Regions from separate parts of the Mus musculus genome. Here region 2 is linked to region 1. Evidence: chromatin contacts called from ENCODE Hi-C or POLR2A ChIA-PET data. All regions are on one chromosome and are shown on one strand. The core of a region is the stretch at or near the end of the contact, and the rest is flanking DNA. Distances in the headings are between cores, read along the strand shown. Region 1 holds the start of Exoc6 (exocyst complex component 6). Region 2 overlaps Myof (myoferlin).

Region 1 (7,495 bases), core at 244-2,743:
TGGGAGGCAGAGGCAGTCAGACATCTGTGAGTTCAAGGCCAGCCTGGTCTATGTAGTGAGTTCAAGGCTACCAGAGCCACACAGTGAGAAAGTCATAGGCAAAGACTATGATAGCATTTGGAATCTGGCAAAGAAAAGGAACAAATTCTTTCCTAGAGTCTGGAAAAAAATGCAGTTGTGTCGCCATGTTGACTATAGCCCAGTGAGCATTCTAACAGATTACACTTGAGTCATTTTATGCTCTGGCATTTGTTACAGAAATAATGGAAGTTAATATAATATAGGATGTAGTACAAGGTAGATACCACAGTTATTAGCAGCTGCGGCTGGGGACACTGAGATAGAAAAGTATTAAGTTTTGCCTAGTGTCACATGACTGAGTGGGGTTTGGGACAGTTGTCTTCAGAGGACATGTTCTTAATTGTTTCTCAATATCATCTCCCAGGATTTCTTATGGGGAGGAAGAGGAGGAGGAAGAGGGAGAAAAGGAGAAGGAGGAAAAGGAGGAAGAAGAGGGAAAAAGCTGGTAGTAGAGGCCCAGGGAAGAGAGTGAGTCTGACAGCTGGCTCGTGCAAAGCCTGCCTGACTCACAGGGAAGCTCAGAGCTCCTGAACTTAGGGAGAGCAGAAAATTAGTTGTCCCTCTGGCTAGGTTTGAACTCTTTTCTGACTAATCTTCCATCAGTGCTTTGATCATGACAAGCTGGTTTACACGGTGTCCTAGATACAGGTTGTTAAGCAAGCCTCTTTTTCTACATGTGTCCCTTTGCTCAAGCCACCTGCCATTTCCTTCTACCACTTTATTGCTCATTCTTTCCCCCTAGAAGTCTATTCCCACCCCAGCCCAGCTACCACTCCCTGGGAGCGCTTGGATTCAAGAGCTTCAGCATGAAATCCAACATTGCCCTGGGCCTCTTTTCTACGTTGCCAGCAAGCGCCTTAGTCTTGTTCTCATTTTCCCTCATTTTGATAGTTTATGTCCAATATGACTAACCTCGGTGAACTTGCATCCGGCAGGGGACACGATTTTTTCAGAGCAGTCGAGGTATAGAATTTTTGTTTGTTCTTAAAATAAATCTCAACGACACACTCAGTTTTGATTTTCGGGAAAGCATTTGCTTTTCTCTGACTCCCCACTATTTAAAGCCCATCAGGTGCTCAGTAGCTTCTATCACTATTACTGAGGGCGTGTGACCGAGGGTCACCTCCGTTATTGCTAGGGTACCTGCAGTGCACAACAGCACACACTGCACTAAAACATCTCTAGATAACTAAGGGCAGGTCGCGAGGAAAGATGGAGGTGGTGGTTCCCCTCCCCTCCCGGCCACCCCCCCCCCCCGCCCCGATCCCCACCCTCTCCAGGTCATCCTTACCTCCCCAGGGGCGGGCTCCACCCGGGCGGGCCCCACCCACTGCGCCCCACCCCTCCAGGCCCCGCCCCTCCCCGCCCCGCAGCGCCGCGCCGCGCTTGCGCCACCTGCCGCTCGCTCCTGTGGTCCGCGCGCCGCCGCGCCCGGCCGGCGCCTCCGCTTCCAGCCAAGATGGCGGAGAGCTGCGAGGCTCTGGGCACGGTCCCGGAGCACGAGCGGATCTTGCAGGAGATCGAAAGCACCGACACCGCCTGCGTAGGGCCCACCCTCCGGTAAAGTTCTCACATGCCCCGGCTTTCGGGCTGCCCTGACCAGGGACTCCTTAGGAGCCGGGCGGGGCGTCCGCTGCCGGGTGCGCGCGCGTCGGCCCGACAGGTGGTGCGCGCGGGGGCGGGCGCTCGTGGGCTGCGGGACCCGGAGGGCCCGGGCACCTGTCACCGCGCCGCCTGTGGGTGTGGCTGCCAGGGTGTCTCTGACCCGGAGAGCCGCCCCAGCCTAGGGCCTTGATGCCCCAAGGCCCTGACCCCTAGGCGGAGGCTGTCTGCTCTGTGCTGGGGACGAAGGTCACCTGCAGGTGGCCGGCGTGACTGATCCCGGTGCCAAGTTGCGCGCTGATGGAAACCCCAGCGCACTGACTGCTCTGGGCGTGGGAGAATTGAAATTGAGCGGGAGACGCCAGCACCTTTCTCCCACGCTGCAGCACCCTTCTCCCCGGGCGAGACGCGAGCGTGGGCTGACAGCTCGAGTTCACGCAGGGGTGACGATGCTCTTGGGACAGGAAGCTTTTACTTATTGACAAACGTTATGTTGATTTTGTATTAAAATTTCAGCGTATTTTAAATGGATCCAAACCCACTCTCTTTAGGAATAGTACCAGTTAATGAATAGTCCATACCGGACGGAATACTTTCTGCCCCCATAGACTGGTACTGGTACAGAGCTATTAGCCATTAACACTAGGTTAGACACTTCAAGGATTACAATTTCATCTTTTGCAATTAGGATGAATGAACTTGTGGTTCATTAAGGGAATTTGAGACGGATTGTGCTTTGTCAGTAGTCTTTCTTCAGGACACACTTCCTGGAAATGGAATTCTGTTTTCTCACTGTAAATGTAGATAAAATGAAGTCAGTTCAACTTGTAAATTCACTTTGCCCCAGGGAGCCAGATCATGTGGTGTGTTTCTTGTTTCTTTCTCATAAACCTGTCACTGATGACTGAAAAAATCATTTAACCCCCTTGGCCTTGTTTTTGTATTTGTAGAACGGGGTGGGGTTGGGGTGGGGGTGGGGGTGGGAAGTTGTTTAGAACATGAGAGATCTTGCCCATTTATTCTCTACCTCCAAGCACTTAATAGGCAGGTTATGTTTTTTTATTACAGAAAGTTCCTGCTATGATATGCAAAGGCCTCATTAGTATCTTTTAATTTTCTTTTTCTTTCCTTTGTTTTTGTTTGCTAGACAGGGTTTCTCTGTGTAGCCCTGGCTATTCTGGAACTCACTTTGTAGACCAGGCTGTCCTCAAATTCAGAGGTTTACCTGCCTCTGCCTCCCATGTGCTGGGATTAAAGGTGTGCATCACCAATGCCCAGCTCCTTATTGTTAATTTTCTTACATGAATTTTACATATACAGTAGTTTAAAATAGGAGTCAGACTCAAAGAAAACTTTGTGACATCTAGATTCCACTGAAGGACCTCTCCAGTCTCATAGGACAGCCATTCCTTAATGTGTTCATGAAGCAGTTCATTTGCCAGGGGTCAGGAAATGCACTTTTGTCTTTGGTAGCTACCCAGCCAGTGTGGACTAGAAAATGAATCCTCATTGGTATGTTACCCCTGGTTTTCAGGAGGCTGGAAATCAAGTCCCTTTGTTGGACCCTAGGAATGATACACATCAGGACTGGCCATCACCCAGTAGGAGTGGCTTATAATAGAGGTCAGCAGTTTAACGTATTTTGAGACTATTTCACTATATTGCCTTGGCTGTCCTGGAACACACCATGTAGATGAGGCTGGCTTTGAACTCACCAAGATCTACCTGCCTCTGCCACAGCTTGTTGAGATTGCTACCATTCTGGTCAAGTTTTAAATTATATATTGTCTGGGTGAGGTATCCAAACATCCTGACGCCCACTAGAGAATAATCTAGTAGCTGTGCAGGTGCATAGCACATAGGGTATTGGATATCAACCTTACTTTAGATTCTTGGGCTTGTGTAAGATCTAGATTATAGGCAGAGTTGCGATTCTTGCTGTGAATCCTGCCTTACCTCAGCAATGTGGGCGCACCTCACCTAGCGAACTGAGCAGGGTCTAACAATGAAAGAACAGAGAAAAGGGGCCTGTGTGTGTGTGTCTGTGTGTGTGTGTGTGTGTACACGCACTCTCTCTCAAAATTGTTTTTATTTTATTTTATCTTATGTGTATGAGTATTTTTTTCCTGCATGTGTGTCTGCACTGTTCGTGAACCTGGTGCTGAGGATGTCAGATCTCCAGGAGCGGGTGTTACGGACTGGACTCCATGTTGCAAGGCACCACGTGGGTACTGGGAACTGAACCTGGGTCTTCTAGAAGAGCAGCCAGTGCTCTTCACCGCTGAGCTCCCTCTCCAGCCCCTGAGTTCTCTCTTCGTGTGCTGGAACATGGATCTCCTCCTGCCTTTGGAGACTGGGACTTCTGGAACCCTTCTGTGGGACGCTGAGACTTCTGTGGGAGTCCCTGTGGGTCCCTGGATTTCTGATTTCCACAGACTTGTGTTCCTGGTTCTGATTCTCTAGCTTGCACAGAGTCTGTCATGGCAGCTCTTCCCTTCCAGAACAAACAACTTAATTCTACACATTCTTTTAATTTCATTCCGTCTTCTCTCCCTCCTTCCTTCCCCCTCCCTCCCTTCTTCTCCCCTTCCTTTTCTCTCTTCTTTCTTTTTCTTTGAAGATGGGGGTCTCTCTGCATTACCAAGAATGATCTCCAACATCTTGGACTCAAGTAATTTTTCTGTCTCAGCCTTCTGAATGCTGGGATTACAACGTGTGTTGCCATGTCCTGTCACGGCTTTAATTTTTTTTTAAAAAATTTAAATGTAACTTATTATGTTTGTATGTGTGTATGGTATGCCCCCTCACTGTGTATGTGTGTGAGGTGTGTGTGTGTGTGTGTGTGTGTGTGTGTGTGTATGCATATGCACGGGCACATGCCATGATGTGCGTGTGGAAGTCACAGAATGTACTACATTCCACTTTTATTTGGATTCCAGAGATTGTCCTCAGGCTGCCAGGCTTGTGCAGCGAGTACTTTGACCTACTGAGCCATCTTGCTGCTCCTCACTTTAATTTTTAATGCAGTGATATCGATAGCCGTAATCCACGTAAGCAAAAGCTTTTTGGACTTTTTGATAAGTTTTTAAAGTGTGAAAGAGAACAAAAAAAAAAATTGATAGTTACTGTTTAACTTCCTTTTTCTTTCTCACTGCCCCCCACCCCCCACTTCAAACTTCCTAAGTAGCCCAGGCTATCCTGGAATTCACTAGAGTTCTCTTCCATCAGCTTTCTGAGTGCCGAGATTACAAAGATTGGCCACCAACTCTGGAAAAAAACACTTTCAAAACACACCTGTGTTCTCTGTCACTGGTTTTCCTAGTATGGTTTTAACTACTGGTTACAGTTTCAACTTTTAGCCAGTGAATATGTTTCACTTCGAAACTACTGGGGCAGTATTGCCATCAGACTAATGAAGCTCACAACACACAGCCTTCTGTAGTTACAAGCATCTTTTGCACACGTTCATAAAGTGGAGCAAACTGAAAGTGAAGTCACTTTCAGTAACCGTCGTAGATATAAATAAAGCCTCTGCAGGACATAGAGAAAGGGGAAACAAAAGCATTCAATTCAGTTGTGTTTGATAGTCAGTCTCCTAGTATTCCATTGTACTTAGCAATCAGATGATTAAATGATTATTCATTAAATATCTAGGTTTTAAAGTTAACCGAAGTCTGGTAATTATTTTTAGACATGTTAAAAAGTGTCAAAATAATGATTCAGTTTATTTGAGTACAGACTTGCTGTCTTAGTAAGGGTTTTACTGCTGTGAACCAAGGCAGGTCTTATAAGGACAACGTTTAATTGGGGCAGTGTTGGAGTAGTGTTGCTGGGCAGAGTTGTGTTTTCGTTGCCCTGGTTTATTTGGGTTGGAGATTTACCGCAACAGGGCTGGCTTATAGGTTTAGAGGTTCAGTCCATTATCATCAAGGCGAGAACATGGCAGCATCTAGGCAGGCATGGTGCAGGGGGAGCTGAGAGTTCTACATCTTCATCTGAAGGCTGCTAGGAGAAGACTGGCTTCTAGGCAGCTAGGATGAGGTTCTTAAAGCCCACACCCATAGTGACACACTTCTTCCACACCTCCAAACTGTGCCACTCCCTGGGCCAAGCATACTTAAACCACCCTCCTTACCTTTTTATAATCTTAAATATTATTAGAGTAATGCTAACATAGGGGTCAGCAAGTACATACTTAGGAAAAGTCTTAGTTGAATAAAATGATCAAAACCAAGAAGTAGGCAACTTTATAAATTAATTATCAAACGAGGGTTGTTTGCCAAATTACTCTCATGTAATATTGACCATTTAAACATTTCAGAGTTAATTTCTGTAGGAAGATTTTTTTTTCAGCTAGCACATTTAATCTAGCGAAAGTCCAATTTCCTTATTTTAATGAGATTTTGAAATGTCCATTAAGTTACTTACTTTTTCTTTCTTCCAGACAATTGTAGTTCAGGCTAGTTCTGAACTTCTTCTGTAACACCTGCTGCCTCAGCCTCTGAGTGCTGGGAGTAAAGGTGTGTACTCCTGTGTGTGGCTTTCACCTTGTTTTCATGCTTATTTATATCAGTAAGCCAGCTGGAGCTGTGCTCCTTTAAATCTCGACTTCATAATACAAATTATCAGTGCTCTCTAAAGACAAGCCATTTCACAGACAGAATGATAGGTACAACCTTTCCGATCATAAGTTTGTTTTCGTAACTTCAGGCAAGAGACAGAAAAGTCACAGAGATAGAAAACCTTACTGGTCCGAGATGTAGAGAGCTAGATAGCTCAGGAAAGTACTTGGGGACTTAAGTTTAGATTACCAAAATATTGAACTTCACGAAATAAGGTGGAGAGCGGTTAAGGAAGACAAGTGATGTGGACCTCTGGCATCCATGCAGGTGCACGTGCACAGGCAACAAGCCCAGCGATGCACATATGACCACCTCCCTCTCCACAACACACACATGGAGCAGACAAACCAAAAACAACTTACTGATCCAGACACTAGACCTAGGCCCTTGGTGGATATAAAATCTTTAACCAAATTCCTGGAAAATGTCTGCTCTTTCCTAGAAGCGACATGATTGTTCTCTCCTTTAACCAATCCATTTTCTCCACTTCTTTTACCCTTTGTGTCTCCCGATTCCACTGAGAAACTGATTTTCAAGTCTGCTCCCTATGTGTCTCATTCTTGATCAAGAATCTTCTCTGTTTCTCAGTTGGTGCTCGGTCTTGTTACTGGTTCCATAATTTGGGGAGGGGAAAGGTCCTAGTTTGATGGAAATAAAGAGAAACAAACAAAAAACCGTACTAACACTTCCAGAGCTTTCCAGAAACTTCTGTGTATGACTGTTTTACATACCATGCGTGTATTCATTTCCTCCTATGGAGCAGGCCTCAGGTCCAGCAGGGTGGCCGCCATTACACTGTGCCACCATCACACCTTTAGGAACCACTTGCCTCTCGGGTTGGCATTGTAGTTTGTAGGGTTCATATCTAGTAGAGACCATTGGTGTCCCATCGTCCTTATCTGCATAGCATCTTTTGACACTGTGAAAAAAAAGCCACCTGTCAGAGAGGAAGCCTCTAGCTCGGTTCTAGCTTGCAGTCTATATGGCTTGCACCCAAGGTGCCTTCAGTGGCAGGGTCTTATTGTCTAGTTCTGGTGGGTAATCAAGAGAAATGGGAAGTAGCCTGTGTTATTCTGAGGGCCTTTGGGGCCTCCCTGGCTATACAAAGAGGGACCCCATTATCTAATACTGGAGTTTCTGTTGATAAACAGTGGCTTCTAGGAATAGTGTTATCTAGAGCCATGCAGGTT
Region 2 (7,722 bases), core at 2,837-5,336, 480 kb after region 1:
GAAAGAAAAAGAAGAAAAATATTTTCTTATCAGTAGCCACAGGCAAATATTTATTCTATTCGGTATATTTTACCTGCTTTCTTCCTATCAAAGGTCAGAGTTGCAGGCTCTGGACATCAGATTAAATGACGGGAAGTGCCCTCTCTTGTCTCCCCATCACCTACATCAGTAGGCTGCCACCTCTACAGTTATTAAGATAGCAGTTCCTTCCTTTGGAAAGGAACTAAGCACTTTCATCCCAGAACAAAACAACGAACTCAAAAGCAGAACACTTTGGAACACACGGCTGTAGACATTCTTACGGACATTTCCTGTTTTCTGATTAGCGGAGCCTGCCTGGCTCAGCTCTGAAAGGCTTAAGCAGTGTGCCAGCCTTAGTGCCAGAGAACTCACATGCAACCCTGCCTGTCTTCACAGAATAATTCCTTTGCTGGTCACTGTTCCTACCTTGCCAGACGCTGTGACAGTTAACTCTGTCAGGTCGACACAGCCAGGCATCACCTGGTTCTCAGGTTGATGCCCCTTCCTCCTGAGAAATGAATAGCTAAATATAAATTCATGCCCTACCTTGCGAAAAATTGTCCCAGAGCTTTTAAGCCTTTATACATGGCTAACAGTGATTAAGTTTTCAGAACTGGCCGTTACTCCCAACATTGGTCTGATTTCATCTTAACAGTTCTCAAAGGCAAATGCAGTGATGATCGCCAGTTGTCACACGTCACAGGGCAAGCAAATGTGGGACCTGGCATTCTAACCTTGCAGTTAAAACACAGGTCCAGTCCCCAGAGGTGGAGGACTAAGGTAAGAACGTGGCTCCTTAGAGCTGGAGAGAGAGCTAAGAGCACTTACTGCTCTTGCAGATGACCTGAATTTCATGTCCTTCACCTATGTTAGACTGCGCACAGCCAATGAATAATTCCCGTTCTCAGGGGTTCCTCCTCTTCTTCTCCCACACAAATAATAAAAAAATCAATCTTAAAAGACTATGACTCTCTGAAGGTCATGGCTATAATTTATTAAGACTGCCATTCACGTGTCCCCACAGAGTGCTTGCTACTTAGTAGCTTCTCCATGATTTGAGAGACTTCTTGAGTGTGCAGTGTTGCCTTAATGGTCAAAAGAGAGCATGAATGTGAAGTCTGCAGCGCTGAGTCTGAGCACGGAGCACACAGCAGCCATTGGAGTGTTTCTTATTCATATACCAGAACACACTGCTTTGCCTTCCCCAGGGCGGTCCCAGGCCTCAGAGCTCCAAGGGACGGGAAGTACCCAGTGAAGCAAGGGACAGCCCTGGTGGAATAACTCCTTCACAGCTCCATCCCAGAAGTCAGCGGCCACCCAGGGCAGCTGGTACACCACAGTGACGAACCTGATTGCCAGTCAGCCTGGCAGCCACAAGAATGGGGTAATTCTACAAGGACCAGGGCCAGAGCTGTCTGTAAGGGGTTAAAAAAAAAAAAAAAAAAAAGGACACTCCTCGGTCCCCAGGAGTTAAAGGGAATCCTGGCAAGCCACCCAGGAGAACTCTCTGGAGGCATGTTTGACTTTTAAATTCCAAACTCTAGCTGCCCCAGTGCTTCAGAGAGATGTTGCCAAACGAGTTCAAAGAGACATGCATGGGTCAAACAGTAACCACTCTACAAGAGAAGCTGCTTTGTGTGTTCTGAGGTAGCTGATAACATGGACACAGGAATACTCTAGGCCAAAGCAGGCCGGGTTCCTGCCCCTCCCTCTGCAGCCCGGGCCCCACTGGCCTCCGACATGTCCTATTGAGTTTGAGCTCCTGAATAAAATAATATTCCCCAAGGAACTTGCAATGAGGCCCAGAAATCTGAAAGAGTCACAAAAGACTCTTACTTAAAGCCAACCCTGGGAATGGTCTCTAGCTTCACTGGCTGCTAGGCTGATTTTATATGTGACTTTCCACCCTGTGTGGGTACTTTAAATATACCCATGCCTAACCTAACTACTGAGGTACCAGTGTGCCCAATTTATGGATAGAGGAATGGGTGCCCATTTTACAGATGCAGGAATGGAAGCAGGCAAAGTTAATCGACTTGCCCAAGACTTCCTGCAGAGAAAAGGGTAGGAGAGTCTTTGCCCCAAGTCAGCTTCATTTTCCAGCCTGGGCTCTTAGATGCCACTATAAGCTGAGGAACCAAGCAACCGGTGGCTTTTTCAAGCCTTCCCAGCCTAATGACCTGCTTCTTCCGACTCTATCCAGATGTCTCCACTAGGAAGTCCTGGGACCTAATACTCATGAATACTAGCTTTCATGTTTAGGTTTATAATCTGCCAGACACTCTGCTAAGAACTGCCTAGAGGTTACCTTTTTTTTATTTTAATTTTAAATTTAATTTTAGTTTTTTGAGATAGAGTCTCATGTCCAGGCTGGCCACAAACTTGATATATAGCCAGAGATGACCCTGAGGCCATCCTGCCTCAACCTCCCACACTGTAGGATTACATATATGCCTTTAGGCAGAAATTAGGCAGGGCCTACTGAATGCTAAATAAGTATTCTACAAACACACATACATACACACACACACAGAGAGAGAGAGAGAGAGAGAGAGAAAGAGAGAGAAGAGAGAATTGGCCTAGTCCCATTACCCTCATTTCAAGGCACAAGAAAGTTAAACAGTTTATCCAAGGCCACCCACCAGTAAGAAACAAAGGTAGACTTTGAATACAGCTGTTCCAGCTCTTGGAACACTCTGACATCTGACTGGTGTATATCTGAGACATAGTTTGCTAGAGAGTGAATCCAGGCTGTCCTCAGCAGATTCAACTGAGGATATGATTCTTAGGGGCCCTCCGAGCCTTCTTTCAAATGGGGATTCAAAGGCTCAACCAGACACAGAGGCAGCAAGGACCCAGTGAAAGAGTAAAACTGTGCCTAAGACGGAGGGACGTTCCTGTGAATCAGAAGTAGTAACTGCTTCCATCAGCCAGCCCCTACCCAAGACATTGTAGCAAAAGGAAGTCAACCCCAGAAGAGAATTTTGAAAACGAAAGCAAAGCAAAGTAGAAATTGTGACCATCAGAGCCCGTTATTCCCAGGAGGAAAAATGACTGACTGAAATTTACCGGGAGCCTCAGTCTCTCAGCCCACAGCTACTCTATCTCTTTAAGGAAAGCATCATCAATGTCAAGAGTTTTAATACATTCTCAGCCCTCCATGTTACGGTGCAGTTGACTCTGGCCTCTAGCTCCTGAAGAAGCTGGCTGATTGTTGGCTACAGATCTGAGGAAGGGCAGGGAGTCAGAGGTGGAAGTGGGCTGCTCTTGGTCAGTGGAGCATAGAAAGGATCAGAGGATGGAATTAAAGTGTGAGATTCCATGCTCAAAGAGAGTTGTGCTCTGAGCTGAGAAGGCAGCCATGGACTATGACCGCCCCCCCCCCCCCCAGGCAAGTTCTCTTCCTTCTCTGCCTCTTCCTGCCTACATAGCTTTGCTCTCTCTCCATCTCACACATTCCTACAAAACAGATGTAACCGTTCCCTAGGCAGCTCCAGGGGCTGCGAACAACAGGTGAGACCACGCTCATGAAATGACTTTGAGCATGTAAATGTATGGGAGGGGGAGGGGGGAAGGGCTTCTTCTCCAAGGCATGCCACTCGCAAAGAGAGCACTGGGACTCTCAGACAATGCTATGGAGTCAGAAGTGTCCAGACCAAAGGCACCAGCATCCACAGTCTCAACCCAGTAGGGTAAGAAACCCAAGGGCTGAATTTCCGAAGGTGTTCATGCTTTTTATTCCAGAAGCTTAAGACATGAAGGCAGGGTGACCTCTGTGTGTTAGAGGCCAAGATGGTCTGCATAGTAAGTTCTAGGACCACCAGAGCTGCATAGTGAGGCACTGTTAAACAACAATAATAACAACAACAACAAAAAAAAAAGGTCCAGGAAATTAAAAAAAGAAAATCAGACACCTCTGTACCAAACCAGACTGAAGAGGAGGAAGTTGAGCTTCCATGGAGCTCTCTTGGGTCCAGAATTCCTAAAGTGTTGCAGCTCTTAGAAGAGAAGCAGGGAAGTTTGGGCAGTGTGCATAGTGCAGGCAGCCTAAGTCCTAGGTCTCTTGTCTGCAATAGAGGCAGAGGCGGAGGCGGAGGCGGAGGCGGAGGCGGAGGCGGAGGCGGAGGCGGAGGCGGAGGCGGAGGCGGAGGCGGAGGCGGAGGCGGAGGCGGAGGCGGAGGCGGAGGCGGAGGCGGAGGCGGAGGCGGAGGCAGCACGAACCTGGCCAGCTAAGTGGTCTAAGATCCAGAGATGAATGCTTTGGGAGAACTCTTCCCCAAGTGTTACAGCTCAATAAAGACAGACACTCTCAGACGATTCTTGGTGGAAATAACTTATGCCCTTTATTCCAGGGACTATACAAACCTTGAGGAGTGTGGTAGCATTTAGGTAGATGTTTCCCGTTGGCTGAGTTTGAGATGTTAGTGATGCTCTATTTGCATGGTGAAGGACTCCAAGTACTATTTAAGAAAGTGACTGCCCACGGTGGGGTGTCGTGGTTATGTCCCAGAGCAGGTACAGAGATAGGTAGGGAACAGCCCTACTCCCGCCAGTCTCAGATCTCTGAGATTCTCGGGGGTCTGAGCTCACACAACCTTGCCGGTTCTTATGCCTGTCCGTTGCATGGCCCACCTGCCCTGCACTAAACTCCTTTGGAAGAGATAAGAATGCCCAAAGGGCCGTGGATAGGGGAGTGTCGGCCACAGACAGACATGGCTGAGATAACACTCAGCTCTGCATAGGAAACAACTGTATGATGGCCTCAGAAGAGGAGAGTGTGGTGGTAAAACCCCACCTCTGCCTGAACCTGCTATGAGAATCTTACCTAGATACTTAACCCATTCTACTTAAGACAGCTTCTCTAGCTGGAAAAGATTTCACTTCTGGGCTGAAGAGAAGGCTCAGTGGTAAGAGCACATACTGAGCAAGCATGGGGACTTGAGTTGGGATCTTCAGAACCCTTGTAAAAGAAAATGGATGTAGATGCATGTGCCTGTAATTCTAGCAACTGGGGTTGTAGATGCTTGTACCTGAAATCCTAGCAATTGGGGTTGTAGATGCTTGTACCTGTAGTCCTAGCAATTGGGGTTAGAAGATTGAAAAGGCTTGGTGGCTTCCAGTCTAGCCTAGCCTAAAAGTTCAAGCTTCAGTGAGAGATCCTATCTTAAAGGAATGAGGTGGAGAGCAAGAGAGGATGCTCAGAGTTCTCCTTTGACCTCCACATGCTTATGCAAGCATACCTTCCTGCATACACATTAACGAGCAGACACACACCTTAAAGAAAGACTTTATAGCCAGGAGGTGGTGGTGGGTCATACCTTTAATCCCAGCTCTCTAGAGTCAGAGAAAGGTGGATTTCTGTGAGTATGAGGCCAGCCTGGTCTACAGAATAGACAGAGTCACACCTAGAAATCCTGTCTCACACCCCCCCCCAACACACACACACACTTTTTCTATTTTCAGTGAATAAAATTAATTAATTAAAATGTAATTAATAAATAAAAATAAAGCAGTTACATAGTCCATAAAAACTGTCAAGTTCTCATCCTCAATGTGACCTGCACATGAAGACAACTTAAACATTTGATTAGGGGCTGGAGAGATGGCTCAGTGGTTAAGAGCACTAGCTGTTCTTCCTAAAGACCCAGGTTCAATTCCCAGCACCCACATGGCAGTTTACAACTGTCTATGACTCCAGTTCCAGGAGGTCTGACACCCACACACAGACATACATGCAATCAACACACCAATACACATAAAATAAAATAAAAATAAATAAATAAATCTTTAAAAAAACAACAAAAATTTGATTCATCAAACTCTGCTTTGCTTGCAGCATAGCATTTAGGCTGCCTGTGGGCACAATCCCAGCCTAGCTCGATCCAGACTCTCCAAAGAGCTAGAAGATGCCTGACCTAACAGCCTTCACCCAGAGTTACTGAATACTTGTATTTGTAAGGCCCAGGCAGAAATCATCAAAAGGGCGCAGAGACAGGGAGGGGCCAGGCAGGGAGGAAGGATGAGCAGAACCATAACTTCCTACATTGTTAGTGAAAAGAAAGATGGCAGAACTGTTTTCCCAATTTCTATGCAGGACTACTGGGATGAAAAAAGATGGCGTAGGTTAAAAAAAAAAAAAAAAACCAGAAATCTGTGGTTAAAACAGAATGGGGCCTCACCCTGCCAGTTAAATATGAGATTTAAAAAAAAAAATGCTTTGTGTAAAATAGGTTAGGCCTTTATTTCCTGCTAATAAAATAGCCTGATCTAGATTATCAGTGGAACTGATTCGCTGCTAAGCTATTTCACCTCTGTGCCTCTGAGTCACACAGCCTGTCATAAATGCTTGCATTACCTTGTGACAAAGCTCGGCCAGGAGGGCTAGGCTTTGTTCCTTCTCTCCCTGTCTTAAAAACATTCTTTTGTCCTTGGTAAATTTCTCTCTGCTTTCTGACTTGATCCAAATGATGCCAGCATACTGAACAACTCAACCCCTCCAGAGGGGCCGCCAGAGTATTCATTCGGCTTGGTGTCATGGTCCAGTTATGTATATTCTCCTCATGGGAACTGAGCTCCATCAGAGCCCAGGGACAATCTGGAATGCAATTAAACCCAGCCCTGCCTCTGCCCAAGTCCTCTGCATGGAACATGAAGGTGAAAGAAGACGTCCCTACGAGAACCCTGAGGATTCAGCAGTGGAGGTGCGTGCTGCGTGAGCACTAAGGGGCGAGAGAGCGGCGTGAGCTGATTCCTCAGGCTGCTTCCAGTCCAAGCCCCCTGAAGATTCAGCAGCAGTCAACACTCAGTGCCCTTTGCTCCCACTGCCTCAGTGCGAATGCTCGCACATGCGCTGTGTGGGGTAGTGACAATTACACCTTCCATTTGACAGATGAGGCCACCGGATCTGCAGGTTCTAGCAACCATAAGCAAGTGGAAGACCTGGTCACTCAGCTGCTGGGGCCATCTGCTGCAATCTCTGCTGCCATCCCTATAGGCCATCAGTGACCACGTGCGGATATGTACATTTAAACTAGTTGCACTTAAGAGTAAAATTTCAAGCCCTTGGTCATAGTGGCTGCATTTTGGTGATTGGAAACCACATGTGGCTAGTGGCTTCCTGTCACACAGGGTGGATCTTAACTATTTCCACACCACAGGAAGCTCCATTGGACAGAAAGTCTCTAGATAAACCTGAAAATGAGTGCTGGATGGCTTTAAAAAGGGGGGGGAGGGGTTGATTGATTGATTGACTGATTGACTGATTTCAGGGCTTTGTCTGCATGCATGTCTGCATTCCAGAAGGAAAGCATCAGATTCCATTATAGGTGCTTGTGAGCTGCTATGTGGGTGCTGGGACTTGAACTCAGGACCTCTGAAAAAACAGCCAGTGCTCTTAAGCACTGAGCCATCTCTCCAGCCCTCTAAATGACATTTTTTAAATTAGTAAAATATTCTGATTTGAGCAAGTTGACTGTTGTTTTCTTCATTAATTAATTTCTTTATTTACTTTATATCCTGATCGAGGCTTGTCCTCCTTCCTCTCCTCCCAGTGCCTCCATCTTCCCTCTCCTCCCTCCATCCCTCCCTCTCTCTCTCTCTCTTTACAGAAAGGGAGGCCTCCCAGGGATATCAACCCACCTTGGCATATTAAGCTGTAGTAAGACTAGGTGCATCTTCTCCTATTGAGGCTACTAGATAAGG

The links. A loop is a pair of places that touch in the nucleus more often than their neighbours do. ChIA-PET counts read pairs that join two places held with the same protein, here RNA polymerase II (POLR2A).
Region 2: a loop to region 1 is called in a map of Patski, with 2.1 times the contacts of the local background. The contact joins the enhancer-like site here to the promoter of Exoc6 in region 1. A Hi-C loop is called at or near these places in 1 of 37 maps with a recorded cell type or tissue (Patski). POLR2A ChIA-PET finds 5 or more read pairs at or near these places in 1 of 5 experiments (Patski).

Annotation. Positions count from the first base shown.
Region 1 is chr19:37,548,925-37,556,419 of GRCm38, forward strand. Exoc6 (exocyst complex component 6) reads left to right here and starts at 1,494. Exons shown (of 22, transcript NM_175353.2): 1 at 1,494-1,641. The coding sequence starts at 1,541.
Region 2 is chr19:38,026,770-38,034,491 of GRCm38, forward strand. All of the region lies in intron 1 of Myof (myoferlin), which reads right to left. Among named protein-coding and RNA genes, the nearest start is that of Myof, 13 kb to the right of the region's middle. Within about 2 kb of position 4,087, at least 1 of the 3 ENCODE cell types and tissues checked has a DNase peak (open chromatin) inside an H3K27ac peak, as active enhancers do.